Regions from separate parts of the Homo sapiens genome. Here all the other regions are linked to region 1. Evidence: chromatin loops called from intact Hi-C (ENCODE). Cell type or tissue: endothelial cell of umbilical vein. All regions are shown on one strand.

What was found. Peaks named below come from ENCODE experiments on the same cell type or tissue, not always from the same donor. Only the 100,000 strongest peaks of a DNase experiment are listed, where the experiment ranks them.
Region 2: a loop joins it to region 1, with 4 times the contacts of the local background. A loop is called at or near these places in 6 of 110 quality-filtered maps.
Region 3: a loop joins it to region 1, with 10 times the contacts of the local background. A loop is called at or near these places in 25 of 110 quality-filtered maps.
Region 4: a loop joins it to region 1, with 15 times the contacts of the local background. A loop is called at or near these places in 38 of 110 quality-filtered maps.
Region 5: it touches region 1 in a loop (12-fold over the local background); 46 of 110 quality-filtered maps call a loop at or near these places.
Region 6: it touches region 1 in a loop (2.5-fold over the local background); 4 of 110 quality-filtered maps call a loop at or near these places.
Region 7: a loop joins it to region 1, with 2.2 times the contacts of the local background. A loop is called at or near these places in 2 of 110 quality-filtered maps.

The regions. Positions count from the first base shown.
Region 1 is chr18:23,029,968-23,033,967 of GRCh38, forward strand. No RefSeq gene overlaps it. Among named protein-coding and RNA genes, the nearest start is that of RBBP8-AS1, 98 kb to the left of the region's middle. In endothelial cell of umbilical vein, a CTCF peak has its summit at 1,698 (motif pointing right); DNase peaks (open chromatin) are centred at 1,704 and 2,414; H3K27ac peaks cover 240 bases.
Region 2 is chr18:23,504,157-23,508,156 of GRCh38, forward strand. It overlaps RMC1 (regulator of MON1-CCZ1), which reads left to right. Exons shown (of 20, transcript NM_013326.5): 2 at 215-291; 3 at 2,814-2,898; 4 at 3,829-3,885. It also overlaps a transcript of NPC1 not described here. Among named protein-coding and RNA genes, the nearest start is that of RMC1, 2.6 kb to the left of the region's middle. RefSeq lists enhancers at 1-66, 1,312-1,815. In endothelial cell of umbilical vein, a CTCF peak has its summit at 1,544; a DNase peak (open chromatin) is centred at 1,535; H3K4me3 peaks cover 486 bases.
Region 3 is chr18:23,132,996-23,136,995 of GRCh38, forward strand. CABLES1 (Cdk5 and Abl enzyme substrate 1) reads left to right here and starts at 2,490. Exons shown (of 10, transcript NM_001100619.3): 1 at 2,490-3,612. The coding sequence starts at 2,768. RefSeq lists silencers at 1,289-1,378, 1,389-1,498, 2,259-2,338, 2,459-2,668, 2,799-3,008 and 3 more and an enhancer at 1,689-1,838. In endothelial cell of umbilical vein, no CTCF peak of the experiment used is centred here; DNase peaks (open chromatin) are centred at 1,113, 1,601 and 2,406; H3K4me3 peaks cover 2,453 bases; H3K27ac peaks cover 2,227 bases.
Region 4 is chr18:23,376,928-23,380,927 of GRCh38, forward strand. SLC35D4 (solute carrier family 35 member D4) reads right to left here. Exons shown (of 15, transcript NM_032933.6): 6 at 719-744. Among named protein-coding and RNA genes, the nearest start is that of SLC35D4, 59 kb to the right of the region's middle. RefSeq lists enhancers at 1-19, 1,227-1,356. In endothelial cell of umbilical vein, a CTCF peak has its summit at 2,097 (motif pointing left); DNase peaks (open chromatin) are centred at 944, 2,064, 3,284 and 3,394; H3K27ac peaks cover 3,677 bases.
Region 5 is chr18:23,410,380-23,414,379 of GRCh38, forward strand. The region is part of intron 3 of SLC35D4 (solute carrier family 35 member D4); the gene reads right to left. Among named protein-coding and RNA genes, the nearest start is that of SLC35D4, 26 kb to the right of the region's middle. In endothelial cell of umbilical vein, CTCF peaks have their summits at 1,624 (motif pointing left) and 1,835; a DNase peak (open chromatin) is centred at 1,582.
Region 6 is chr18:23,235,783-23,239,782 of GRCh38, forward strand. It overlaps CABLES1 (Cdk5 and Abl enzyme substrate 1), which reads left to right. Exons shown (of 10, transcript NM_001100619.3): 6 at 113-269; 7 at 1,360-1,463. It also overlaps a transcript of SLC35D4 not described here. Among named protein-coding and RNA genes, the nearest start is that of CABLES1, 100 kb to the left of the region's middle. RefSeq lists enhancers at 1,791-1,980, 1,991-2,110. In endothelial cell of umbilical vein, a CTCF peak has its summit at 2,059; DNase peaks (open chromatin) are centred at 2,029, 2,569 and 3,009; H3K27ac peaks cover 1,773 bases.
Region 7 is chr18:23,190,084-23,194,083 of GRCh38, forward strand. The region is part of intron 2 of CABLES1 (Cdk5 and Abl enzyme substrate 1); the gene reads left to right. Among named protein-coding and RNA genes, the nearest start is that of CABLES1, 57 kb to the left of the region's middle. In endothelial cell of umbilical vein, no CTCF peak of the experiment used is centred here; a DNase peak (open chromatin) is centred at 2,448; H3K27ac peaks cover 1,450 bases.

The DNA.
Region 1 (4,000 bases):
CACTCCAGGCTGGATGACAGAGTGAGACCCTGTCTCAATAAATAACAAAATAGGCCGGGCGCGGTGGCTCACGCCTGTAATCCCAGCACTTTGGGAGGCCAAGGCGGGCGGATCACGAGGTCAGGAAATCGAGACCATCCTGGCTCGATTTAGGAGAGACGGTGAAACCCCGTCTCTACTAAATGTGCAAAAAATTGGCCGGGCGCGGTAGCGGGCGCCTGTAATCCCAGAGACTCGGGAGGCTGAGACAGGAGAATGGCGTGAACCCAGGAGGCGGAGCTTGCAGTGAGCTGAGATAGCGCCACTGCAGTCCAGCCTGGGCGACAGAGCGAGACTCCATCTCAAAAAAATAATAATATAATAATAATAATAAACTGCAACTAGCATGTATTTTTAAATGTATGTAGGGCATTAGACGCTCTGAAAGAAATAACTTTGAAAGAGGGCAAAGATTTCTCCCAAGATTGTCTTTCTTTAAATTTTTTGTGTTTTTTTTTTTTTATAGAGATGAGTTTTCACTATGTTGCCCAGGCTGGTCTTGAACTCCTGAGCTCAAGTGATTCTCCTGCCCCGGCCTCCCAAAGTGCTACGATTACAGATATGAGCCACTGAGCCTAGCTCCAAGATGGTCTTTCATTTGTAATTCAGTTACATAAAAAGACTAATGTTACATAAACCAAATAACACTAGTTCATTTATTTAACAAACATTTATTCAGCACTTTACCAGGCATGATACTAAGTACAGTGTCAGAATTAGACAAAATTTGACAAATATTCTCTAAAAGAGCAAGCTTTTAAAGAAACACCTAAGAATCTTACTTTGTCATCTTTGTCATCTCATAACATCCATGAGTTTAATTTTGAAAAATGCCACTGCAGAAATAAGCATTTGAACTGTATCTCAAATTTTACTATCCAACTGTGTATTTTCAGCATATCTAGCAGTTTAAGTGACACCTCAGTCTTTCTCTTTGCCGAGTTGAACTGTTAGAATAGTCCTTAGAAAGCCGAAGTGTTGACTGGACACAGTGGCTTACGGCTGTAATCCCAGCACTTTGGGAAGCTGAGGCTGGAGGTTCACTTGAGCCCAGGAGTTCAAGACTAGCCTGGGCAACATGGCAAGACCTCGTCTCATAAAAAAATAATAATAGGCCGGGCGCAGTGGCTCACACCTATGATCCCAGCACTTTGGGAGGCCAAGGCGGGCGAATCACCTGAGGTCGGGAGTTCGAGACCAGCCAGACCAACATGGAGAAACCTCATCTCTACTAAAAATACAAAATTAGCCAGGTGTGGTGGCACATGCCTGTCATCCCAGCTACTCGGGAGGCTGAGGCAGGAGAATCACTTGAATCTGGGAGGCGGAGGTTGCAGTGAGCTGAGATCATGCCATTGCACTCCAGCCTGGGTGGGCAACAAGAGCAAAACTCCATCTCAAAATAGTAATAATAATAACTAGGTGTGGTGGTGTGTGCCTGTAGTCCCAGCTACTCAGGAAGCTAAGGCGGGAGGATCACTTGAGCCTGGGAAGTCGAGGCTGCAGTGAGCCGAGGTTGTGTCACTGCACTCCAGTCTGGGTGACAGAGCAAGATCCTGTCTCACAGAAGAGGAAAAGAAAAGAGAAGAGAGACAAAAGAAAACTTAAGTGTCCTTACACTTGAATTCTTTGGCATGCACTTAAGCAAAGAATGAAACAGTTTTCTGCTATCACACCAGCAGAGGCCAGAAGAGAGCTATTTTTATTTTATTTTATTTTATTTTATTTTATTTTATTTTATTTATTTACTTTTTTTTTGAGACAGAGTCTCACTTTTATCGCCCAGGCTGGAATGCACTGGCGCGATCTTGGCTCACTGCAACCTCCTCCTCCCAGGTTCAAGCGATTCTCCTGCCTCAGCCTCCTGAGTAGCTGGGATTACAGGCATACGCCAACATGCCTGGCTAATTTTTTTTGTATTTTTAGTAGAGACGGGGTTTCACCATGTTGGCGAGGCTGGTCTTCAACTCCTGTCCTCAGATGATCCACTGTCTCGGCCTCCCAAAGTGCTGGGATTACAGGCGTGAGCCACTGTGCCCGGCCGAGCGCTATTTTTGGAGAAATAATTAGTTGGAAACTAGGGGCTGAGCAATCAAAAGAGAATTTCTAGGATATACAGGATATGAATTGGATACCTTTGGCACAGTAATGATAGCTCATCAGGCCAAAAAGAGCTTTCAACATAGCTATTGTTGAAATATACAAAGGGCAGAGGCAAGAATTCATGGTCTTGAGAGGAAAAAAAGTCAACATTGTGTACCTATATATTGGGCATTTAGGAATACAAAGAAATGTATGAGATCATATTACCCAGGGGGAGAACAGGCAGCCATAAAAAGATGCCTAAGAGGTCAAAGAGGCTTAGGCTGTGCCGAAGAAATCTTAAGGCCAATTAGAACCCAAACTATGCCTTAGGATGAGTTAACCTAGAGAAGCAAAGAGGAGACAATGCAATCTAAGTTGGGAAACCAACTAATTGGAATGTGGAAATGCTAAAATACTGAGTCAGAAGGGGCTTTAGAGATCATCTGATTCAAGCCTCTCACTTTGTAATGAAGAAACAGGAGCCCAAAGAGTCAGTGATTGCCAAGGTCCCAAAGGGCTAGAACCAGAATGTATGGCATCTGGGACCTCAGTTTGATGTTCTTTCCCCTTTGTAGGTATATGTATTAGAACTAGGGAGTAGAGCTAGTATGTGGTTTAAGTAAGCAAGGCAGTAAACTTGGGTCTTGACTGCAAAATTAAGACTTTAGACTTGAGTCTGTAGTACTGTGGTTTTTCAGACCATTAGTAGCAGATCCCTTTCTTCAAATTAAATCTTATACAGAACTTCAGTAAACAATGATACTTTAATAACATGAATTTATTTCAAGCATTCAATTTTATCACCTTTACTTATAAGTCCACCTAGTCAAATGTTTTCTGCACCTCAGGCCAATTATGTCTGAGGGTAAGTTCCAGGCATCAGTAATTTTGGGGGAGACAGACTGTCACCCAGGCTAGAGAGCAGTGGCACGATCACAGCTCACTGCAGCCTCAGCCTCCTGAGTAGCTGGGACTACCGGCGTGCCACCATGCCTGTTTTGTATTGTTTGACTTTGTAGAGTTGAGGTCTCGCCATGTTGCTCAGGCTGGTCTCAAACTCCTGGGCTCAAGCGATCTGCCTGCCTTTGAGCCACCACACCCGGCCCATCAATATTTCTTTTAAAGCTCCCTGTGTGATTCTGGTGTGCAGCCAAGTTTGAGAACACTGCCCTAAGTCATTGTTACAGGCTAGTACAGTGGCATTCAAACTTTGGTGTACAATAGAATCACCTGGAAGGCTTGTTAAACCACAGATTGCCAAGCTCCACCCCAAAGTTTCTGATTTTGTCTGAGCATTTATATTTTTAACAAGTTCACAAATCAGTATAAGGCAAATTAAGAAATATTGCTATGACAACAAGGAAAAGTAGTAAAATGTTAAACTTCAAGACAGTAGAAAACATTTTGAGCTGTGTAGTAATGCATTAATTTAGATGGCATCATCAGGCCCGCAATATATATAAAATGGATTTGGTGACGGCGTGGTCAGGCATAGAGTCAGGTGTGCAAGAAAAGCATTTAGTAACCTATTATAATATTCCAAATATGAGGAGCACCTGGGGCTAAGACATGGCAGTGCAATGGAAAATAAAAAATTTAGTAACCACTTAATGATTGTTACATGCCAGAACTAGCAGCTGAGAGTAGAAAGATGAATATGACAATTCTCCTCAGTGAGCCTATAACCAACTCAGTTGTCACAACGAACATTGCAAAATTAGAATCATTAAACTAGGTCTCCTACTAGAAATGGGGAGGGACCCTTGTTCTACATGTCATTTATAATTGTAACACTTTTTAAAAGAGAAATTATCAGTAATTCTACAGTGAACTTTCTTTTTACATATTTAAGAATCCAGGGACAATTATGTAGTAG
Region 2 (4,000 bases), 470 kb after region 1:
ACCCGACCCGGTGTCACGGTGGCATCCTTTTCGCTCTCTGCTCTTGGTTTTTAAAATTCACCTGAGCAGCCAAACATCTGTACCTTGATATGTGCCGTGTTACTTTAGTTGAACCCAGGGTGGTGTATAACAGAAATAATCGCTTGCGGGTTGGCTTCTGAGTTTAGATCCTTTCAGAGTTCAGGCTGTTAACCTTGCTGCTTTTCCCTCTCAGGTTTTTGCTGTTCGATCTGGTGGAGCTACTGGCGTGGTAGTTAAAGGCCCAGATGATAGGAATCCCATCTCATTTAGGTAATGGTATAGACACTTTCAGATCATTTTGTCATGTAAACAGAATGATGTTTTTCTAATTCAAATGGTTTTTTATAATTTTGTCATTTGGTCTGCCCTAAGAGGCCTGAAGTCTGTGTGCGCACATGGAATTCCTGTCTGTAGGGAGGGTCTTCGTGGCACTTACTAGCACCTCTTGTCAGAGTGGAATATCTGGAGCAGTTGATTTGGGAGCCAAATACTTCAAAAGTGGGGCAGCCACTTCCTAGCACTGGAAATTAACAAGTCAGCGTGATGATGTGCCCATTTCTGGTTTGTTCACAGAGGAGGGCGTTCATTTCTTTAGCCCAGGTCTTTCCAGAGTGGCAGGTGGAGGAGATTCATTGTTTCTCATGTAATAATACAAGAAAATCATGGCTTCCACTATACTTAAGGTGACTGCATAGTCCCAGTTCGCACTGTTGAACAGGTTTAATGATCAACAGCAGGGCCTTTCACTTTCAGAAGTGTCTCGATTTGGATGATAAGCTATCTGGCCACTGTAACACTGGTGCTTACAGAAGGTGAAAGTATAATGTAGGCCCTCAATTCAGTAGTGACTTAAAAAATTTTACTGTTGGTCTGTGTTAATGAGAAACTGTCCTTTTTTGAGAGGGAGCCTCCCTCTGTTCCCCAGGGTGGAGTGCAGTGGTGCGATCTTGGCTGACTGCAACCTCCGCCTCCCAGGTTCAAGTGATTCTCCTGCTTCAGCTTCCCAAGTAGCTGGGATTAGAGGCGCCCACCACCACGCCCGGCTAATTTTTTTTGTATTTTTAGTAGAGATGGGGTTTCACCGTGTTGGCCAGGCTGGTTTCGAACTCCTGACCTCAAAACGATCCGCCCGCCTCAGACTCCCACAGTGCTAGGATTACAGGCATGAGCCGCTGCACCCGGCCTGAGCAAGGTTTTAAAGTATGGATGGGGTTCGAGCATGGTGTTTTGGGGAACTCTGGGTCTGTGTAACTGAAGGTTACATAGGGTGTCTCCACAGGGAAGGGGAAATGGTGGTGGTGTGGCCACTGGCAGGGGCCAGCTTGAACCTTACATATTCTCCTATGAAATTAGAGCTTTATCTTCTTATTGAAACTTATCAGGTGGGGTGTGGGATGATCATGTCAGTGTTTGGCAAGATCATGCTGTTCACAGCACGGAGGCTGGCTTAGTTGGGAGCCTGTCAGAGTTAGGGATGCTATGGAGAGTAGCAATCAGCGAGCCATGTGTGGTGAAGAGCAGCGCTCTGGTGGTGTAGAGTGGCATTGCATAGGCAATCAAGGGATACTTAGGAAGATGGGTCTCTCGTAAGACCCGGGGGTCGGTTGGGTGTGGAAAACGAGTGAGCCCGTGATAATCTAGATTGGGGGCTCTAAGAAGTTTGTGGGTGGGGGGAAGGTACTGAATTTAACTTAAAAAGAGTTTTTAGACTGGGCGCGGTGGCTCATGCCTGTAATCCCAGCACTTTGGGAGGCCGAGGCGGGTGGATCACTTGAGATCAGGAGTTCGAGACCAGCCTGGCCAGCATGGTGAAACCCTGTCTCTACTAAAAATACAAAAATTAGCCAGGTGTGGTGGCACGTGCCTGTAATCCCAGCTACTCGGAACGCTGAGGCAGGAGAATCACGTGAACCCGAGAGGCAGAGGTTGCAGTGAGCCGAGATCATGCCACTGCACTGTAGCCTGGGCAACAGAGCAAGACTCCGTCTCAAAAAAAAAAAAAAAAAGATTTTTAAAAGCAGCTTTATTGAGGCATAGTTGACACATAATAAACTGTACACACTTAATATTATGCAATATGTGAGTTTTGACATGTATACACCCATGAAACCATCACCACAATCAAGGCAATGAACATGTTCAGACCCCGAAAAGTTTCCTTGGGCCCTTCTGTAATCCATCCCTTGAGTTTTTTTTTTTTAAATGAATTTTTAATTTAAAAAATGTATGTATTGGAATAGAGACGGGGTCTCACTGTGTTGCTGAGGCTGGTCTCGAATTCCTGTGATCCTCCTGCTTCATCCTCTCACAGTGCTGGGATTACAGGTGTAGGCCGCTGTGCCCAGCTGAGTTCACTTTTTAACATCTGTCTGAGGCGGTCATGAGACACTGTAGTGGAGCCATCTGGGTTGCATAATGAATGTGCTGTGAGATGCACAAGTAGATAGTTCTTTCCAGAAGCTTTGCTGTGAGAGAGAAACAGCAGTTACGGAGAAGGCTCCTGAGCGGGTCTATAGTTATTTATGTTGGAACAATTCTCAGGTGATATGTGTGTGTGATCTGAATTCTTCAATCACTTGTTACCCATAATACTGTAAGTTTCCCAGCAAGTTCTTTCCAGTTGGATTTGGTAGTTTGAAAAGAGGTCCTACTGATGGCTTCCGAAACATAATTTTAATTTTAGACTAGAATTTGCTGCCTCCTGAATATAGATTGTGTCTTTTGCCTTTTCAATAAATGGTAGTAGCTAGAATTCGGTTATTTAACTACTAACACAATCTTTCTTCTTAAAGAATGGATGACAAAGGAGAAGTGAAGTGCATTAAGTTTTCCTTAGAAAATAAGATATTGGCTGTTCAGAGGACCTCAAAGACTGTGGTAAGACTTATCTTTAAAATACAGCATTAAAGGGCATTAGAAATACATTTGGAAGAGAAGGAATCGCAAATTTTCAGTGTTAAAGGAAACTTTTATTATCTTACTGTTGTGAAAGGTATAGTTATGTTGCATTGTATTAGAGCCTTCAAAAACGAAAAAGACATTTGAGTGGGTTAAAAAAATGACCTTAGTTTGATTTTTAAATTAAATTAAAAATTTTTTTTTGAGCCAGTCTTCCTTTGTTGCCCAGGCTGGAGTGCAGTGATGTGATCTCGGCTCACTGCAGCCTCGATCTCTCAGGCTCAAGTGATTCTCTCGCCTCAGTCTCCCTTAAAAATTGTTAAAAAATAATTTGGAACTTCATGTGTCTTTTGTATTGCTTGATAGCAGCATAGAATATGTGAGGTATTTTTGGCTACTTTGTGAATTAGCCTTTTCATCTCTCATTTCTGAGTGCTAGATCTGATAGGAGCAGATATTCCAAGTTGAAGCAGCCTACAGGCACTTTAGCCCGTGTAAATGTTCACCATTGCCGTTTGTAGAGTAGAGGGAAGGCTGTTAGAAACAGGCAGAATCCTCTGTTAGTTTCTTCCATCAGTTTTAAGTGTTAAAGTCTTGGGGAAGCCTCTTAGTGCAGCAACACATTTCTCTGACATCAGCTGCTTGAGGAATGAATTTTTGAAAGGAGTTACTAAACTGTAACTGAATATTTGTATTAACTTAAAAAAAATTGAATCGTAAGCCTGCTGCTGTTGAGACAGATGATCCGAATTGGTCTTTTTATCTTTCCTGTGTTTTGGTTGTCTTCAGTTATTTTCTGGTCACTTTTTAAGTTAATATTTATTTTTCTTGTCTTGTAGTATGCCAACGTAGGTTGGCAGTATGCTGCCTAATCCAAATTTGTGTGTGTCTGTGTGTTTTTCCTTTCAGGATTTTTGTAATTTTATCCCTGATAATTCCCAGCTGGAATACACACAGGAGTGCAAGGTATGACCCCAGGCCCTTTCTCAGCTGCTGGTGTCAGTGGTGTTGAGCTGGGTTATGTAGTGGAGAGCGGGGCATTGGGGTCGCAGGGAGCACAGACTTGAAGTCAGACTGTCCC
Region 3 (4,000 bases), 100 kb after region 1:
CACCCAAGGCCAGGTATGACAGCTCATACGTGTAATCCCAGTGCTTTGGGAGGCCACCATGGGAGGACTGCTTGAGGCTGGAAGTTCCAGACCGGCCCGGGCAACATAGTGAGACTTCATCTCTACAAAAAAATTTTTTCTTTTTCTTTTCTTTTTTTTTTTTTTTTTTGAGATGGTGTCTTGCTCTGTCACCCAGGCTGGAGTGCAGTGGCACGATCTCGGCTCACTGCAACCTCCGCCTCCTGGGTTCAAGCCGTTCTCCTGCCCTCCTGCCTCAGCCTCCCCAGTAGCTGGGATTACAGGCACGTACCACCATGCCCAGCTAATTTTTGTATTTTTAGTAGAGACAGGGTTTCACCATGTTGGCCAGGCTGGTCTCGAACTCCTGACCTCGTGATCTGCCTGCCTCGGCCTCCTAAAGTGCTGGGATTACAGGCTTTAGCCACCGTGCCAGGCCAAATTTTTTTAAAAAAATTAGCCAGGTGTGGTGGGTGCCGGTAGTCCCAGCTATTCGCGAGGCTGAGGCAGAGAGAATCGCTTGAGCTCAGGAGTCTGCAGTGAGCTATGATCACACCAGTGCACTCCAGCCTGGGTGACAGGCTAAAAGAATATATATACATATCTCTCTATAAAATATATGAAAATACAAAACAGAAATCAAAATTTAAGTTTTACGTTATTTCCACAGAAGATATTGTTAGTGATACCCCCTTTTTTTTTGCTCCTCTTTGCTTATCTTATGTTCTGAAATTAACATTTATCATTTTTGAATGATGGAAAATATATTTTACAGGAGCACCGTTGGAGTCTTTCACTTAACACTGCCTCCCAACCAGGCCAGTGGTCATGTAAATTAAGTCAATTGTCATAAAAGGGCTTGGAAGTTTCAAGGTAGTTAGCCAAAATAATTAAAATCCTGGTGAAATTTCACAGAGCTGGCCATTGAGCTTTGACTCCACTGACATGAGGCTGCTGTAAACAGACACCAGGCTCCATGTTTTCAAAAGGCCTAAAAACAGCACAAAATAAAATATAACAACGATTGTTCATGTAAAGGGCCACGTGCCATCTCTGTCCTGAGCAAATGTAACCTGAAACCCTCTCTGTCTGGCACTCCGGGTTGGCGGCACCTCTCTGGACGGTGTATTTGCTCTCCATTACTCAATTTACTTTCCTGAACTTGAAATGGAGTGGAATTTCAATGTAGAGTTACCCATTAGCTCCAGGGCTAAATTTAAACCTTTAATTAAATTAATCCGTTGATCTGAAACACATTGCTTCTCCCTCAAAAGTGCAGCAGGTTTCTTAGGTGTCACAGAGCTTAATTCAGTGTGGCAATTGTTCCTTACTGCATTTGTTAAGTTGCCCATACCGCCTGGGGAAACCCGCACACGTTTTCAGATCCCTCCAGGTGAACTCCTCCACCCTGTCCCCGCCCCCGCCCCCACCCCCAACCAAAACAAGCATTCGTTGTGGGTGGGGACTGCGACTCCTCCCAGATTCAGAGCTACTGCTCTGGGAGGGCCGTCAGGAACCCGTATTTATAGAAGACATGGTAGGTGCCAAACGTGCTTATGAGATAAACGACAGGGTAACTGTCCACATTGGTCCCAGTTTATGAGGGAGAAGAGATCATAATCTACAAAAATTTGCAAGGTGACCAGGGGAAAAGAGTGTAAGGTCATTTTAGCCCACCTGGGTCTTCACAGAAAATGGAGCACATTTCAGAGCCAAAGTAAAAAATTTGCGTTGTCCTTTGCTAAGAGAGAGATGAAAAGTGACAATACCATGGATTGGGGATGCGTGAGTTCGTTGGCCACATGTAAGATGTTCGTGCTTCTGGGCTCTTATGCATCCCAAGGCGTGCATTTATCCCGGGGGCTGCATCCTTGGCCTGGGAATGAATAGACCCAACTGCAATGGTTGTTAGCGATAGCTTTACGGTGGGACAGTCTCCATAGGGGCTGTGGACTTACCCGTGTTATTATGAAAAGGATCTATTTACTTCTCGGGGACCAACGGCCTTGCGGGGTCCAAGTAACTCGCTCGCAGTCCAAAACTCTGCAACGCTCCACATAACCGTCCTGTAGACCCACAACTCTCCCAGGAGCACAGCCCCAGGACCTAACCCACCGGGTTCTGCTCGCTCACCCAATTCCCAGTGCGAGCGCGCGGGGGAAACGTGCTCGCCTCCCGCACCTGGCTTCCGCGGCCCCGGGAGTCGCCAACTCTCCCAGCAGGCAGCTCCGACAACCCGGACAGCCGGGCCGATCCCCCGCCCCACCACCCGCTCGGCTCTCGCGTCCTCCTCTTCCTCCTCCCGTGGCCCCTTGCCTCCCGCCGTCTGCCTCTGCGGCCGCCGCCTGCGGCTTTGTTTTCCTCCCAGGTCGCATTCCCCACACGTGATTCCGTGTTATTGCAAAGAGGGCTTTGGAGCGCGAGCGCGGGGCGCGCGCACCTATAAATACGGACACCCGGCCCCGGAGCCCGCGAGCCAGCGGCCAGGCGACCGGCGGGCGGCCAGCCAGCGAGCCGAACTAGCCGAGCTAGGTAGCGAGGCGTGCGCGTGGGCCGGGGCGGCGGCGCCCCCATCCCCAGCACCGAGGGGCGAGCATGGCCCGCCCGCGGGGGGGCTGGACCGCCGCGCACGCCGCCCGATCCCCGCGCCCTACCCAGCCCGGGTCGCCGCCGCTCGCGCCCGCCGCTTAGCGCTCGGGCGCCGCTCGCTTCTCCGGGCATCGCGGAAATCCCGCCGCAGACGGACACAATGGCGGCGGCGGCGGCGGCCGCCACCACGGCCGCCTGCAGCAGCGGCAGCGCCGGCACCGACGCCGCGGGCGCCAGCGGATTGCAGCAGCCGCCGCCGCAGCCCCAGCCTCAGCCCGCGGCCGCCGCGCCGGCCCAGCCGCCGCCCGAACCCCCCCGGAAGCCGCGCATGGACCCGCGGCGCCGCCAGGCTGCCCTCTCCTTCCTCACCAACATCTCGCTGGACGGCCGGCTGCCGCCGCAGGACGCGGAGTGGGGCGGTGGCGAGGAGGGCGGCGCGGCCAAGCCGGGCGCCGGCGGCGCCTGCGGCGCGAGGACTCGGTTCAGCTTGCTCGCCGCTGCCGAGCGGGGCGGCTGCATCGCGCTCGCCGCGCCGGGCACGCCGGCTGCGGGGTTAGCCGCTGGGTCCGGCCCCTGCCTCCCACAGCCCTCGTCGCTGCCGCCCTTGATTCCTGGCGGCCATGCGACCGTGTCCGGCCCCGGGGTGGCGCGGGGGTTCGCGAGTCCCCTGGGCGCCGGCCGGGCGTCGGGGGAGCAGTGGCAGCCGCCCCGGCCGGCGCCTCTCGCCGCCTGTGCCCAACTGCAGCTGCTCGACGGGTCCGGGGCCGCCGGGCAGGAGGAGTTGGAGGAGGACGATGCCTTTATCAGCGTGCAGGTGCCGGCGGCCGCCTTTTTGGGCTCCGGGACCCCCGGGAGTGGGAGCGGCAGTCGGGGACGCCTCAACTCGTTCACTCAGGGAATCCTGCCCATCGCCTTCTCCAGGCCGACTTCGCAGAACTACTGCTCCCTGGAGCAGCCAGGCCAGGGCGGCAGCACCAGCGCCTTCGAGCAGCTGCAGAGGTCCCGGTGAGTATCCGGGATGCGACGCGCACCCAACCCTGCGTCCCGCCCGGCGCTCCCAGCCTCCCCGCGGTCTCTGGGCTACGGGACACGGGTTGCTCCCATTTTCCCGCGCCCTGCCGGATCCTGTGCTCCGGGCCCGAATCCCAAACCACGAGGGCACCCAAAAGAGGGGGCGTCCCCAGGGAGTGCGGGGTTACACGTGTTTGCACGAGCCCAGCATTCGCAGAGGAGCACCGCGCTTGTGCAGTGGGTCGGGAATTGGGAGTTGCAGGAGCCCAGTAGAAAGCGGCGTCCGAGCCTCCCCACACGAGATCACAAACTTCCTGAAACCCGGTCCAGACCCGGAGGCGCACTCTTCCCCGCGTGGGGCGAGACTCGGCCGGGCGCAGAG
Region 4 (4,000 bases), 350 kb after region 1:
TTTCAAGGTGCAACCTGTAATAAAGGAATAAAAGGAGGGTGGGGGATTGGATGAAAGCCCAGAAATATCTGCAGTAGAAATCCTAAATCCATCTATCAAAGCACCTCTGTTGGTTTTCTGTCTCCAGGACTGAGCTGCTTGGCCTGCAGAGGAAGCGGGAAGCAGTCAGATGCAAGGCACCCAGGTTAGAATTCAAATGCTGCAGGCACCGGGGTCTGCATGACAGGACGGCCCAGTTTACGCTGTAGCTGAGGAAACTGAGGCAAAGAGGACGAGGAAAGCTGCCCACAATCACCCTGCTATGGCCCAGGACTGCAGTTCAGATCCCAGGACTTCCAGGCTGGTGCTTTTTCCACCACGGAAAATATTAAAGACTAAATAAACTACAAACATTACTTTTAAATTTTTAAGTCATTTCCATGTTTTTCATTTTCATTCTCCATCAGTATTACACAACTGTTAGTAAAGTTTTGGGCATCAATGACTGAAATCTAGCACAGGTTGGTTCTGGTGTTTTCTCTTTTGGAATAAAATATTTCAGAAAGAAAAGAAAAACACAAGAAATTTTAGACTAAGACACAAATTAGGGATATATGAATGTTTATAATAAATTCTTCTGCCACCTCTTAGAGTATGAATCTTGAACAGTTTATCATTCAAGTTAAAAATAGGTTAAATCTTATATTATGGCTTTTTGGGGGGAGGGCAGTAAACTTACCTACAGATCTTTGCAGGAGATGTTTTCTGCATAAAAGTAAAGAAACATACAATTAGACTTTTAAAACTTTTTAAATTCCTCTTAAAAGGAAACATTTTGATCAAGAGGCAAATAAATTATGAGTAGATTTATCAAGAGCTTAACAGCTTGCTGCACTTTAGTATTTATTGAGGCTTTTTCTGCTTGGGCCAAATGAAGGATGACTCAGAATTCCAGAGTTGAGTCACTTCAGCAAAGTACTTTCACCATTAGAATGATGTTTACTCGTGAAAGATAAAATGACGCTGGGGCTGTGTCTTCAAAAATCTTACATGCTAAGAAGAGGAGAGAGAAAGAAATAGATGTAACCTGTATTTTAAAAAGCAATTAAGCTCTTGTTCTATCTATCCATTTATCTATCTATCTAGTATCACTCTGTTGCCCTGGCTGGAGTGCAATGACATGGTCACTGCAGCCTCAAACTCCTGGGCTCAAGCAATCCTCCCACCTCAGCCTCCTGAGTAGCTAGGACTACAGGCATGAGCCACCATGTATGGCTACTCTTTCTTTCTTTCTTTTTTTTTTTTTCATTTTTGTAGCAGCAGGATCTCACTATGTTGCTCAGTGGTATTGAATTCCTGGCCTCAAGCGATTCTCCTGCCTCAGCCTCCTAAAGCACTGGGATTACAGGCGTGAGCCACTGCACCCAACCTCAACTTCTATTTTAGTTCTGTCTCTTTAAATATTCCATTCACTAATCCAGCTGACTCAGAGCAGTCCTATAAACTATCTGGTGTGATATGAAAATTAAAAAACAGAAAAAAGGAGAAGGGACATTTTACTCCATCCCGAGAGACAAGGGAAAAAAAGGCAGACTGGAGGAATATAAACTTGGCATTTAAATTACCTGTAATGAAGACATTCTGATTTGGACTCACCCTTATAATTCCTTTTGATGAGTCAGTTTAATGAAATCAGACTTTTGTACTGAGAACTCATTTGTACATGTTAGCAGAGAGTAACATGTTAGCAGAGGGTGACACAGATTTTTCTTCTATATTTGATAGAGGAAATGAACAGGTACAATTAAACTTTTGATTAATTCTAAACATTTCAGAAGGATTATTCTGCTAGCTGGGAACAAACTACAATTTTTGATGCTAGTTCAGGCAGTGTGAAGTATGAACATATTGTTTAGACGTGAAGCGCTGACAAGAGAAACATGTGGCTTACTACAAAGGCTACCTTAAGTTTTCATGTGTGCCTAAATAATAAAGTTTCCCCTGTTTTAATGAACAGATTCTATTTTTGCAACTTTAGACTCTAATCTTGATCTTTGTCCAACCCTGCCTCTGCAGAGCACAGGACGCGAGGCCAACCGTGCTGTACTGCCATCTGCTGGGAAGTTAGCCCTCAAGAGCTGAAAGGAGGAGGGCAAAGGTGATCTGGCTCACACCTGCGTAACTGCCCCCGGTATGATAAATGTGTTACTCAAAAATTCTTTTTTTTTTTTTTTTGAGCCAGAGTCTTGCTCTGTTGCCCAGGATGGAGTGCGGTGGCGTGATCTTGGCTCACTGCAACCTCTGCCTCCTGGGTTCAAGCGATTCTCCTGTCTCAGCCTCCCAAGTAGCTGGGATTACAGGTGTGTGCCACCATGCCCAGCTAATTTTTGTATTTTTAGTAGAGATGGGGTTTCACCATGTTGGCCAGGCTGGTCTTGAACTCATGGCCTCAAGTGATCTGCCTGCCTTTGCCCCCCAAAGTGTTGGGATTACTGGCTTGAACCACCATGCCCAGCAGTTACTCAAAATAGAGCTAAATGTAACCAAAACCTCAACAGCCTAGTGTAAGAGCAGAAATTGAGAGGAGGGACTAAAGGGATGCTCTTCCACTTCTGTGAATAGCATGTTCACCCAGTAACTTCCAGGGCTAATGTTTCAGGCCAAAAGAAAAGGCCCCTTCCATGGAGGGGAGTAAAAGAGCACACAGATCCTGGGATACAGAGAGTAAAAACAGGCAATATGTTCATTACTTAGCTCCATCTCCCAGGGCTCTGGATATGACTGAGTTCATGGCAGTCATTTTCCTTTTCAGGATACTCAGTCCAAAATAACCTAGCAACAAGTCCTACTGAGGTCTCAGGGTTCTAAATGGGTTATTATAACTCCTCAAAAGTCATGCTGCCAAAGGGCTAGGGGTGGTGGCTCATGCCTGTAATCCCAGCACTTGGGGAGGCCGAGGAGGGCAGATCACTTGAGGTCAGGTGTTCAAGACCAGCCTGGACAACATGGCGAAACCCCGTCTCTACTAAAAATATCAAAAATTAGCCAGGTGTGGTGGCGCACACCTGTAATCTCAGCTACTCGGGAGGCTGAGGCAGGAGAATCGCTTAGAACCGGGAGGCGGAGATTGCAGTGAACTGAGATCACGCCACCGCACTCCAGCCTGGGCGACAGGGTGAGGCGGTCTCAAAAACAAAACAAAAAAAAGAAGTCATGCTGCCAAAATTAACAATAAATAGCTGACATTCCTCTGGGTTAGCTAACTGAACTGTGAGGGCTACTCACACTGCCAGGTGCTGTTCTAAGGGCTCTGCATGTACTGAATCCTTTAATCATGGGGTAATTAACAGTCATTGGTTCTATGTTAGAGAGGAGAGCACTTGAGGCACTGAGGAATGAGGGAAGCTGCCCATCACCTGCCTGCCAGTCCTGCGGTGTCACCCCTGCTGGCACCCTTAGCCACCACTTGATGCTCCCTCTGCCTGCCTGACAAGGAGAGCCCTTTCTCCTTATCAAACTGGAAAGTCCCTTCCCATCCTGCCTGACTCAGCTCAAATCTATCCACCAGGGAAGCTTTCCTTGCTCCTCCCATGCCGAATTACTGGAGCTCACCCGCTGGCCCACCCATACCCTGTGCCAGCCCGAGTGTACAGGCCAGCCCCTCCATCCAACTCTGCGTTAAGGCTAAGAAATGCGTCTCCTACGTCTCTGCAGCTTTAGGCCTAGCAACATGTTTGACATTTCATAGGTACTTGATAAATCCTGAACAAATGAATAAACAAACAGGAGTATTCTAATATTAAACTATAATAAATAATTCTGCAAGGTAGTTAGATTAATTCCTCGAGCCACGTATTGCCTTACAGTCAAACTGTGTGTGTGTGTGTGTATGTGTGCATGAGTGTGTGTGTGTGTGCATGAATACACAAAGGCCTTGTTGTGGATGGTGAAAATGAACTCTACAGCTCCAGATAGTTTATTTTCATAATCTGAGAATGAAGTCACAAGGAGGTCAACTTTT
Region 5 (4,000 bases), 380 kb after region 1:
AGGCAGGAGAATGGCATGAACCCGGGAGGCAGAGCTTGCAGTGAGCCGAGATCACGCTACTGCACTCCAGCCTGGGCAAAAGAGCGAGACTCTGTCTCAAAAAAAAAAAAAAGGTGCATTAAAGTTCGTAACTGGGGGCTGGGGGCTGGGCGTAGTGGCTCACGCCTGTAATCCCAGCACTTTGGGAGGCTGAGACGGGCAGATCACCTGAGGTCAGGAGTTCAAGACGAGCCTAGACAACATGGTGAAACCCCTAAAAATACAAAAAGTAGCCGGGCATCATGGCGGGCGCCTGTAGTGCCAGCTACTCGGGAGACTGAGGCACGATAATTGCTTGAACCTGAGAGGCAGAGGCTACAGTGGGCCAAGATCGCACCACTGCACTCCAGCCTGGGCGACACAAGTGAGACTCCATCTCAAAAACAAAAAGAAAAAAGTTCATAACTGGGTACCAAATCACCTTCCAGAGAGGTTGTAATGACCTGCCCTCCTTTACAGATCTAATGCTGTCTGATTCTAGGATAGCCAGAGGCCTGAACATTAGGAACAAACTAGGCACATGCAACTAATGCAACAATTCCCCACCTCTAATTCTTCAGCTGGTGCCATCTGGGCCTCCTGTGCTGGTTTATTCTTTCATTGTCCTGCTGGCCCACAAAGGAGGCAAGATGGAATTAAATCCTGAGATGGTCCTGGTGGGATCTCAGGTCTCTGTGGTGTGCGGGCCTCTAGGGAGATACTGAGCTACAGAAGAAAGAAGGAAGGAAGGAAGGAAGGAGGGAAGGAGGGAAGGAGGGAAGGAAGGAAGGAGAGAAAGAGAAGGAAGGAAAGAAAGAGAGGGGAGGGGAGGGAAGGGAAGGGGAAGGGAAGGGAAGGGCAGGGAGAGAGAAGGGAAGGGAGAGAGAAGGGAGGGGAAAGGGAAGAGGAGGGAAGGGAAAGGGAAGAGAAGGGAAGGGAAAGGGAAGAGAAGGGAGAGAAGGGAAGGGAGAGAAGAGAAGGGAGAGAGAAGGGAAGGCAGAGAGAAGGGAATGGAGAGAGAAAGAAGAAAGAAAGACAGACAGAAAAAGAAGGATAAAGAAAGAAAGAAAAAAGAAAGAAAGAGATAGAAAGAAAGAAAGAAAGAAAGAAAGAAAGAAAGAAAGAAAGAAAGAAAGAAAGAAAGAAAGAAAGAAAGGTGTGTGCTGTAGGGTCTCCCAGCAACTCCTAGCCACAAAGACTGCAGACCTTACCATGTTGAAGGACTATTTGCCAAGGGGTCTAATTTGAAAACTGTGGTAATAGATGATCTTTCTTAACTATTTATAAGCACAAATACTGCATCTTGTTTGAATCATGGGCCTGTTTTTTGTTTCCATACACACTCTGTCATCCCTAAGAACCCTGATGAACAAAGCATTTTATAAGAAGCTAACAAAAGTCTGTTGGCACGGTTTACAAAACTGTCGTTATTGAGATGAAGGCTAATTAAATTAAATTATTTGTTTTTCAAATAGAGCATGCATTATTGAGAGAACATCTACTCCCTGAAAACAATTTGCAGTTTAGCTCTTCATGGGTGCTGAAAAGGCTCCTGAAGCTGAATTTTTGAAAATTCTATGTTACACTGACACCTAGTGGACCAAAAAATAGTTTCCAAACATGAAAATAAAACAGCAAGAGGCCAGGCATGGTGGCTTACGCCTGTAATCCTAACATTTTGGGAGGCCGAGGCGGGAGGATCACTTGAGGTCAGGAGTTCGAGGTCAGCCTGGCCAACATGGTGAAATCCTGTCTCTACTAAAAATACGAAATTAGCCAGGCATGGTGGCATGCACCTGTAATCCCAGCTACTTGGGAGGCTGAGGCAGGAGGATCCCTTGAACCCAGGAGGTGGAGGTTGCAGAGCCAAGATCATGCCACTGCACTCTAGCCTGGACAACAGAGCAAGACTCTGTCTCAAAAAACAAACAAACAAAAAGAAACCAAGGTTCATGTTGACTACTGGAATTGCCTAAAATACTAATACCTTACAAATGTAAAGTCAGTATTTTCTTTAAAGTTGGAAAGGATTTCTGCATATTACATCACTAATTATAGAAGACCCCTAGATTTCTTTTTCTTTTTCTTTTTTTTTGGTCCACTACTGGTGACTATGCTTGTCAGTCTTACTGCCCCCTTTCTCCCTTCTTCTCACTTTCCTTAGACTTTTCTCTTTCATTCTTCACTCTTCCTCCTGACTCAGAGAGGATCACATTCCCTTGACGAAGTCCAGCCCTAATATTTCTTGAACCCAAGAGTCCTGTGATGACAGTTTCTCACAGAGCATAATTTAGAGATGGAGTCAAAGAACTATGGCCCATAGACCAAACCCCACCTGCTGCCTGTTTCTGAAAATAGCATTTTATCGGCACACTGTCACACCCAACCGTTTATGTATTGTCTGTTGCTATTTCTATGCTCTAACAGCAGAGCTGAGTAGCTGCAACAGAGATAGAAGAGCCCACAAGGCTAACATATTTACTCCTGGCACATCTGTTGGCCCAATTTAGAATAAGGCAGTCTGAGTCCCAACCTCTGGACCTTACTAGCTGAGATGCTCAAGGCTTCACACACTAGACAGTGCCCTGGGCTATACACAAAGGACCATGTGACCACTGGGTTTCCGTAAAGTTCTTTTTTTTTGTTTTGTTTAAAGAGATGGGGTCTCACTATGTTGCCCAGGTTGGTCTCAAACTTCTGGGCTCAAGCAATCTTCCTGCCTCAGACTCCCAGAGTGTTGGGATTACAGGCGTGAGCCACCGTGCCCAGCCTCAAGCTCCATTTCTCAAGGCACTTTCATCACTGGTTCTTCCCAGCTCTCTGATCATGCAGAATCATCACTTCTTCCCACTTCATGTTTCATTTTTTTTCTGATCCAAGATTCTCAACATGTAATCTAGTTTATGCTGAAATGGAAATCTTGTCATCTTCAGTAAGGTTCTGACAATCCCTAAAGCCCAATAAGAGCTTCAAAGAAACCAGTCTACAGCTCCCAACACCACAGTGTTTGAAAGGCCACTGCTCTCCTTCCCCACCAGGTGGTCAGGTTTTGACCCTGCCGCAGTGTTAGGGGCTGTTACCCTGTACCCTCCACTGTAAGGGCAGTTGCCTCCTCCAGCACCACCTTATCTACCTCACCCCTTCCTGGGAGGACCAAGGCTAGATGTGTCGCTGAGTGAGCCTCAGGAGATGGACTGCAGGAAAAGCACAGAACAGAGGCAATGTTAGTATTAAGAAATAGAGTTGGCCAGGCATGGTGGCTCACACCTGTAATCCCAGTACTTTGGGAGGCTGAGGTGGGTAGATCACCTGAGGTCAGGAGTTCGAGACCAGCCTGGCCAACACGGTGAAACCCTGTCTCTACTAAAAATAAAAAAATAAAAATAAAAATAAAAAATTAGCCAGGCATGGTGATGCACGCCTGTAGCCCCAGCTACTTGGGAGACTGAGGCGGGAGAAGTGCTTGAACCTGGGAGGCGGAGCTTGCAGTGAGCCAAGACCATCCCACTGCACTTCAGCCTGGGCGACAGAGGGAGGCTCCGCCTCAAAAAAAAAAATTAAAAAAAAAAAAAAAGAGGGCTGGGCGCGGTGGCTCACGCCTGTAATCCCAGCACTTTGGGAGGCCGAGGCAGGTGGATCATGAGGTCAGGAGTTCCAGACCAGCCTGGCCAAGATGGCGAAACCCCGTCTCTACTGAAAATACAAAAATTAGCCGGGCATGGTGGCAGGAGCCTGTAACCCCAGCTACCCAAGAGGCTGAGGCAGGAGAATCGCTTGAACAGGGCAGCAGAGGTTGCAGTGAGCTGAGATCAAGCCACTGCACTCCAGCCTGAGCAACAGAGTGAGACTCTGTCTCAAAAAGAAAGAAAAGAAAAAAAAGAAAAAGAAAAAGGAAAGGAGGAAGGAAGGAAGGAAGGAAGGAAGGAAGGAAGGAAGGCAGGCAGGCAGGCAGGCAGGCAGGAAGGGGAAAGAGAGAAAGAGA
Region 6 (4,000 bases), 210 kb after region 1:
CAAATAGGAGAAAGTGGACCTGAATGTGGGGTGACAACTGTAGCTTGATCAGAATGCAGAGCTAGCAATGCCTGGGAATAATCACTGGCCTGTTTTTGTCTTCACCTTTTAGACTGTTTCCTATACCCAATTTCTGTTACCCACAAATGCCTTTGGAGCCCGGAGAAATACCATAGACTCCACCTCCTCTTTCTCCCAGTTCCGTAACCTGAGCCACCGCAGCCTCTCCATAGGCCGGGCAAGCGGCACCCAGGGGAGCCTCGACACAGGTAACCTTGGCCTGGCTGGGTCTGGTAGCTCGTGGTGGGAGGGAGGTGCCTCCATTTACATGGGGATTGAGTCTCCCTGTGATGCAGACTGGAAGACAGGGGCTCGCAGGTGACATGACTTTTAGGAAAGCCTGATCTCAAGCCATGCAGGCCCGCAATGAAGCCGCAGGTGATTTCTCTCTAATCAGATGACCCAGTCGTTGACAGCCTGAGCTTCCACGTGGAGAGACGCCAAGGCCGTGCACACCATGTAGAGATGGCTGTGTCTCCCAGCTTCCCTGACCACTCAGCTCCCCCCAACAATGACCTGGTTCTGTCCTATATTTTCATGGTGCTCAATTCGGACTTTAAAAAAAAAAATCTGGGCTCTGAAGTGCAGGTTCAGGTGTGAGAGTTTCCTTTGTGCCTATCTTGGTGGGTGAGCTGAGTTGGCGGCTGAAGGAAGACTTGCATGCTTCCAGCTTTGCTGATCAAACCTTTGTAAGAACTGGCACGTGGAGAAAACACTTTAGGAAGCAGTGCCGTGTCTACTCTCAGGGAAATTCCAGGTGGATGTGAAGTTCCCTAGGTCTGCCCAAGTGCTGAGTTCTGAATCCCTGTCCTAGTGTTCCGGCCACCTCTGATCGTTCGCAGCTGTGCCTTGGTGGCCGCTCTGATTTGTATTCATACGGACACAATAGCATGCCTGGAAGTATTCGCACCAAATCGTGCTGCACAGGCGTCTCCAAATTTGATCTGCAAGTTTGAAAAAGGAACCTCTTCGGGGCCACACTCTGAGAGTGTCTTCTGCATCTTGCACGCTGTGTGAAGTTTTTTGCTCTCCTGGCCCAGGGAGATTAAGACATAATTTTCTAAAATGGAAAAAAATGTCAGGATGTTAACAATTTGGTGAACCCTTTTAAGAGGAGAATCCACTTCACTGGCACACGGAGATGTCTAATAAAAGTCAGTGAGTGCCGTGACGTTGAGCTAAGTGCCCTAAAGCCAGCCTTTCTTCATTCCAGCTATACTTGGCATTCTCCTGGCTGTCTCTGCTGGGGAGGGTCCGGAGCCGCTAATTATCATTTTGCATTTTGCATGTGATCTTCAGGTAGTGACCTGGGAGACTTTATGGACTATGACCCAAATCTCTTGGATGACCCCCAGTGGCCTTGTGGCAAACACAAACGCGTTCTGATCTTCCCTTCCTACATGGTGAGTAGCGTGGAATGGAGGCTCCGTTTGCTGCACCGTCAGTTGCCCCACCTGGGTTGGTGGCCGGCTGGGGGCTTGTTCAAAGACTGCTCTGCCTGGGGGACCTTCATGAGGAGCTCCCCGGTGTGGGTGCCCACGGAAGGACCAGTATTGCCTCCTGTCCAGAATCCTGCTGGCCACCTGGCCTGCAAACACCACTTTCAAGGCTGGGCTGCCAGTGTCCACAAAGTCACCAGCTCAGGTTGGGGGACCCTCTCCTCTGAAGGGGGATGTCCGAGCTTATACCTCCACAAACCCCCGTGGAGAGGACCAGGCCCATCCCTGGTAGCGCTGAGTTCAAGTCCAGCTCCGTTTGGAGTTCCTTGGTGGCTGCAGGCCTTCGTGTGCATGCTGAGCAAACATTTGGCCCCAGGCTGGGGATGACAGAATTCTCTCCTGGGAAAGTGAAAGTAGGACACTGTGGGTGTTACATGCAAAACCTTTCTCTGCTGTTTTTATTTCATGGACTCTTCCTGTTTTTCCCTGTGTGTAATTTTGGTTTCTGCTCTCGGCTGACCACTGTTTCCCACCACCAAGGGCTGCCATCTCCTCTGCAGACACCAGAGGGGCCTGGCGGGGCCCTGGGCGCTTTCTCTGGGCCGACTTGCCCTGACTCTTGCGGCAAGCAGAGCCCCGCCTGCTGTGGGAGGAGGGGGAGCTGCACTTTCAGAACAGTCGATTGGCCAGGCCTGCCATGCACAGCATCAGGTGGGAGACATCCACCCAGAATGCCCCCACCACCTCCCTGCGTTTTGCATGTCCTGGCCCATGAGCCGGGCCTGGCGGGGCCGGCACAGCCGAGCGCTTCCTCCTCTGGTTCCCTCCCTCCTGTGCTCCCAGCCTGAGCTGTTCTCTGGAGCCCCAGCCTTAGGAGTGAACCAGGGGGTCTTTTTTCTCCCCTCGGCTTTTGTGTCTGCAGTAGCCAGAGTGGAAACCAATCCCCCGTACTCAAAGGAAACCCAGATCTTCATTCAGAACTGAGGGTTCTCCGCTGTTTGTCAGAGAAACACCAGGCAGAACTTGGGGCCTTGCCAGTTACTTTCAGCACTTATCCTCTTGTTCTTTGGCACATAGTTCAGTGGTCATTTTCGTATGCCACACGGCGTCAGAATGCATTTAGTCATTGGAGAATTTATTCAAGTCAAAGGCATTTAGTTTGAAATTGCCGCTTCTCCTCACTCTCCCTCACTCATGCCCCAACTTCTAACACAGAAAGCAAAATCAGAGTCATGTATAATTACTTTTCTTCCACTCTATGATCTGTTTATTTAAAAAACCAGGGCATATTCATCTTTGGCAGAGGCAAGCACGTAATAAGTGTTCAATAAATGACCAGAATGATTGCCCTGATGTCAAGGAGGGAGCAACTGGTGTAAGAATAAGGATGCTTTATGTGGTTCACTGCCTTACTTATTAAAATTCACTTTATTTATTAAGCAACATGGCCAGGAAACTGGCTCAGGGAGTCCAAGTGAGGCTTTCCTAGTTGATAGACAGGAAATGGGGGATCCAGGCTAGAGCTCCTGGCTCGAGGCTGTTTTCACGTTGCCCAGCTGTCTCTGAATTCCACATTCCTCAGCAGTCAGCCCCACAACTGCCGACCTCGGGGTTGGACATGAAGATCATTCTTTGGGCCAACAGTGTAGCAGATTTCTAGGTAACCAAGAGAATAGGAAGGTACACTATTTCGATGTTGGCGGGAGCTGTCCTAACAGACACGTGCCTGGTGATAATGCCGACCTCTCCTTTTATAGGCCTAGTGTTGGGCTGGTGCTAGATCTGATCTTTTTTATCTGATCTTTTTTTTCTTTAAATGATTTCATTGTGAGCCTTGAGGTTCCAGGCCGCAGTATGTGTGTATGTGCGTGTGCACGTATACACATACAACTTTTCCTCCTTAGACTGTGCTAGAAGACTTGCCAAGTCAGCATGTATGTCCTGCCCTCCTCATTTGATGTTCCCAAGTGGATCATTTTTAATTTCACTGCATTGGCTCTGCAGTCAGTGCTTCTGGGAATAGTCCATGCTATAGAGAATGGAATTGCGCATGGACTGCATTTTCCTGGTCGGCTCCTGGAGACCTATGTTTCCTATTCTGGCCACAGATGTTGGCACTTTGATAAAATGTGGGAAATCCACGTTTCAGAATTCTCGTCTAAGTTCTTGACAGTGTGTTGTGTATTACAAAGGGCCTCAACCCCCCAGCTCCCTGGAGACTTCTTTCCTAGAAGCCGACATGGGTTACAGGCCGTTTCTCATGCATTTGCATTGAACTTGTAGGAAACAGAGTGGGGCAGTTGGGGGTGGGGGCGCTGGGGTGTTTGCTTTATTTTTGTGTGTTGGGGAACAGGTATAGAATTCGCCTGTTGAACCAAGTATTGATTGAGGCCTTATTATGAGCCAAGCTTCCTTACCCAGTAGAGAACTAACCAGCCACAACCCCTCTTCTCCTCCACCTTGGAGTGAGTGGGGATGTCAGAGAGTAAACAGTAAACAAG
Region 7 (4,000 bases), 160 kb after region 1:
CAAGTGTTACTCTGTGAGGAGCAGTTCAGTGGGAGAAGGCCATTTCCCTGCAGGAGTCATACAGAAAGCTACGCTGAAAGTCAAATGAGGGAGCTGGCCTTGGTCCACATACTCAGCGAGCATGCAGGAGAGGTGTTCGCAGGCGCACTGAGTGGCTGGCTTTGGTGTTAGAGTGAGTGACATCGCGATCTGACTGAGGTGCTCCCTCACTCCTGCCACAGGAAAATCCATGAATAACGTTGAGAAGCCCCTGGAGTTTCGAGAGGCTACTAGAAGCCATGGTCCTTGGAACAACGTGGCCACTGTGAGCCGAAGGAAACCGGGTGACTCGGGGTACCGGCTACAGAGGGCTCTCCCCTCTTCAGGAATTCCCAGGCAGGGCTGTTGAGCCTCGGGATGCAGTGTCCTTGAGTCTCGAGGTGTCGAGGAGAGGCTGGAGGAGGACGTGGGTTCTGCGTTCCTGGTTGGTGCGCTGTCACCCCTCTTCACGGAATCCACCCAGACTGGTCCTCAGCCTTGTGGTAGCACAAATGAATGCAGTAAAAATGCTTGTTGGCCTCAACTGTGACTTGTACCAGCGTTCACAGAATACTGCACTGAACCTCAAATCTTGTTATTATAAAATTCTAAGAATGTCAGAAATCAGAAGAGTTTTAGAAATCAAGTGTTTATTCCACTAAAGGACCTTTTTTTGATTTAAAAAAGTTCTCAGCCGGGTGCAGTGGCTCACACCTATCATCCTAGCACTTGGGGAGGTGGAGGCAGGAAGATTGCTTAGTCTAGGAGTTCAAGACCAGCCTGGGCAATGTAGTGAGACCCCCATGTCTACAATCAATCAGTCAACACAAAAATACATAAATAAATAAGGTTCTCATATTGGCTGGGCACGGTGGCTCACACCTGTAACCCCAGCACTTTGAGAGGTTGAGGCAGAGGGGTTGCTTGAGGTTAGGAGTTTGAGATCATCCTGGGCAATGTAGTGAGACCCCATCTCTACAAAAAAAAAAAAAAAAAAAAATTAACCAGGCACATGGATGTGCACCTGTAGTTCCAGCTACTCAGGAGGCTGAGGCGACAGGATCGCTTGAACCCAGGAGTTCAAGACTTAAATGAGCTATGCTCAACACTGCACTCTAGCCTGGAGTTTCTTAAAAAAGAAAACTTAAAAAAAAGAGAACTTAAAAAGCATAACTGTTCTCATATTTACTTAGACATTCACTTATTCCTAGGAGTTATATTAGCATGATGTAGAAGAAGAGACATTAGTTTGAGAGCCTGGGAACCTGAGTTCTTAGCCTGACTCCAACTGGGTATGTAGCATTGTAAATTGACTTAGTGTCTCTGGGGCCTCAGTTTTCCCATCTATAAAATGGGAAGACCAATTGGCTGATCGCTGAAGCCTTCTCTGGTCTGTGAAATGGTAACACCAATAATGATGCTGAAGTATTTTGGGAACTGTGGGGGTGGAAGGCTATTAGCCCAACTTGCTTTTAAGCTTAGCAGAAGAACAAATGGCTCCAAGGAATCTATTAAACCTTTTGCATAATTAAGTATATCCTGTAATCAGTGCTAACAAGAAAGAGCTAATCTTTCATTAAATTAGTTTTTAATTTAATTCTATGCTAATTTAATTTTGCATCACTTAAAATGTATGTTTTTAAATGGATGTTTACACGCTGTTGCAGGCGGCTGTGAAATTAATTCATTCTTCGCTTAACCTGCCAACCTGAGCGCCCGGTATTCCAGTTCCTTGGCAATTGTTGCCAACGCCACAATTCTCTTAAAGCATTTCTTAGATTCCCTGGTGATTTGGTTGAATGCTTAAAAAAAAAAAAAAAAAAAAAAAAAAAAAAAAAAAGGCAACACAACAAACAGCTTGCTTAATGAAGGGCTAGATTAGTAAGGTGTATGTGCAGTTAGAATTGGGTGCTGATATGGAAATAAAACATCTTGTTAAGTTACCCTGTTAAAAGTCCTACTTTCCTCTAGCACATCGTGGTTTGTTAGTGGATTTCCTGTATCTACCTGTAACTCCAAGAACTGAGCATGCGTCATGAGAGGACTTGGACTGAGAAGTTTTGCACCTGCCTAGTGGTTACCTGGTGTCCAAAAATAAGGAGTTAAGCCGTCTCTACTAGTTGTCAAGAAAAACCTCTATTTGTTTGCAGCAAACGTGGCTGCCATCGGCACCTGCCCTGGTTTTCCAGACTGGGTGGATGGATGCTGGTGGCCGCAGCTGTTAAAGTGATCACAGCCTCAGCTCCTTCCTTTGCTGGTACAGACAGCCACCTGTGGCCCTTTTGTGGCTTTCCACTTCCAGAAGAAGGCTGAGGAATCTGGGGCCCCTCTTTCTGCAGAGAGCAACTCAGGCCATCCTTCGTCTGTGCTGGCGTCAGTCCCAGCTTCCTGCAGCTGGGAGGTGGGAGGAAGGAGCCAGAGTCTGCTGAGGTGGCAGGATCTGCGAGCCGCCTGAACCCGCACACTGTCTAGCTCTTGGCCTGCTGCCCTCAGATTGACTGGCCCAGGAAGCTCTGCTCCTGGGAAAGGAAGCCAGGGAAGTGGTATAAGGATGCTTCTGAACCCTTGGCCCTATCTAGAAACCACTTTATGCTTTCAGGGATTCTCCTCTTTCCAGTGACTCCATGTTTCAAGAACCTTCTTTGCGTGTGTGTGACAGGTGGGAACTTTGAGTGGCCTGCAGATTCGAGCAGTCATTCTGGAGGAAGAAATGAGGCTGTTTGGAGTTCTGGGTCTGCTCTCAGAGAGCAAAAGGCAGAGTGAGGCCCTATCTCCTTGAACCTTAGCCAATTAAATCTGGGTTTAGTGGCCCAGGCGCAGTGGCTCACACCTATAATCCCAGCACTTTGGGAGGCTGAGGTGGGAGGATTTTGGGGCTGCAGTGAGCTATGATGGCACCACTGCATTCCAGCCTGGGCGACAGAGCAAGGCCTTGTCTTTCTTTTTAAAAAATTAAAAAATCTGGGTTTGGAGGCCTAGAGTTGGGTGGGGGAGTGTCAATCCCAACCCCACTCTAACCCCTCCTGAAAGCCACAGGAAGCATCTACTAAATGTCCTCAAACAGGGTTCTGCAAGCCTTTAAAAGAATCTTTCTTTTTTTTTTTTTTCCAGACTGTGTCTCACTCTGTCACCCAGGCTGGAGCACAGTGGCACGATCTTGGCTCATTGCAACCTCGGCCTCCCGGGTTGAAGCGATTCTCCTGCCTCAGCCTCCTGAGTAGCTGGGATTACAGGCACCTGCCACCGCGCCAGGCTGATTTTTGTATTTTTAGTAGAGACGGGGTTTCACCATATTGGCCAGGCTGGTCTGGAACTCCTGACCTCAGTTGATCCACCCTCCTCGGCCTCCCAAAGTGCTGTGATTACAGGCGTGAGCCACCACGCCCCAGCCCAGAATCTTTCTTTAGAGTCAAGAATCAGGTCACAGGCACCCATGTCCCATGGCAGGAGCTGGCTCCTGTGGCCTAGGTCAGAAAGGTTTTTCGGTAGCAAAACCCAAAATCGAAAAGTCACAGCCCCTTTTATCTAGAATAAACTGAGACTCTTGTTTGTTGAGCATTTTGCTTTTCTGTCGTTGTGATTGTGGTTTTGTAACTTAAAATTTGCCAGGTGAAAACACTACACACAAATAAGGTCTCCTTGGCCTATGGTCTATTTTGCCAGTCCTATAGTACAGGCAAATGCTATATACTCCAGCAAAATAAAAATTTTAAAAAAACTTGAATCCAAGCCATTTTAGCTCAACAAATGTTTATTTAAAATTTATCTTAAAAACAAAACAAAACAAAAACAGCAACTAGTTGGGTCTCTGATTTCTCATTCAGTGTAAAGCTGTGACCTCCCAGGCATAGCAGGTCAAGTTGAAACTTAAGACAGCTGTCCAGGTAATTCAGGCCAAAATCTTGTTGCAGAAGAAAAATGATTCAGGCTTGTTTTTGAACTGAATTTTCCGATGTTTCCCTACCCCCTTTAAATGTACAGT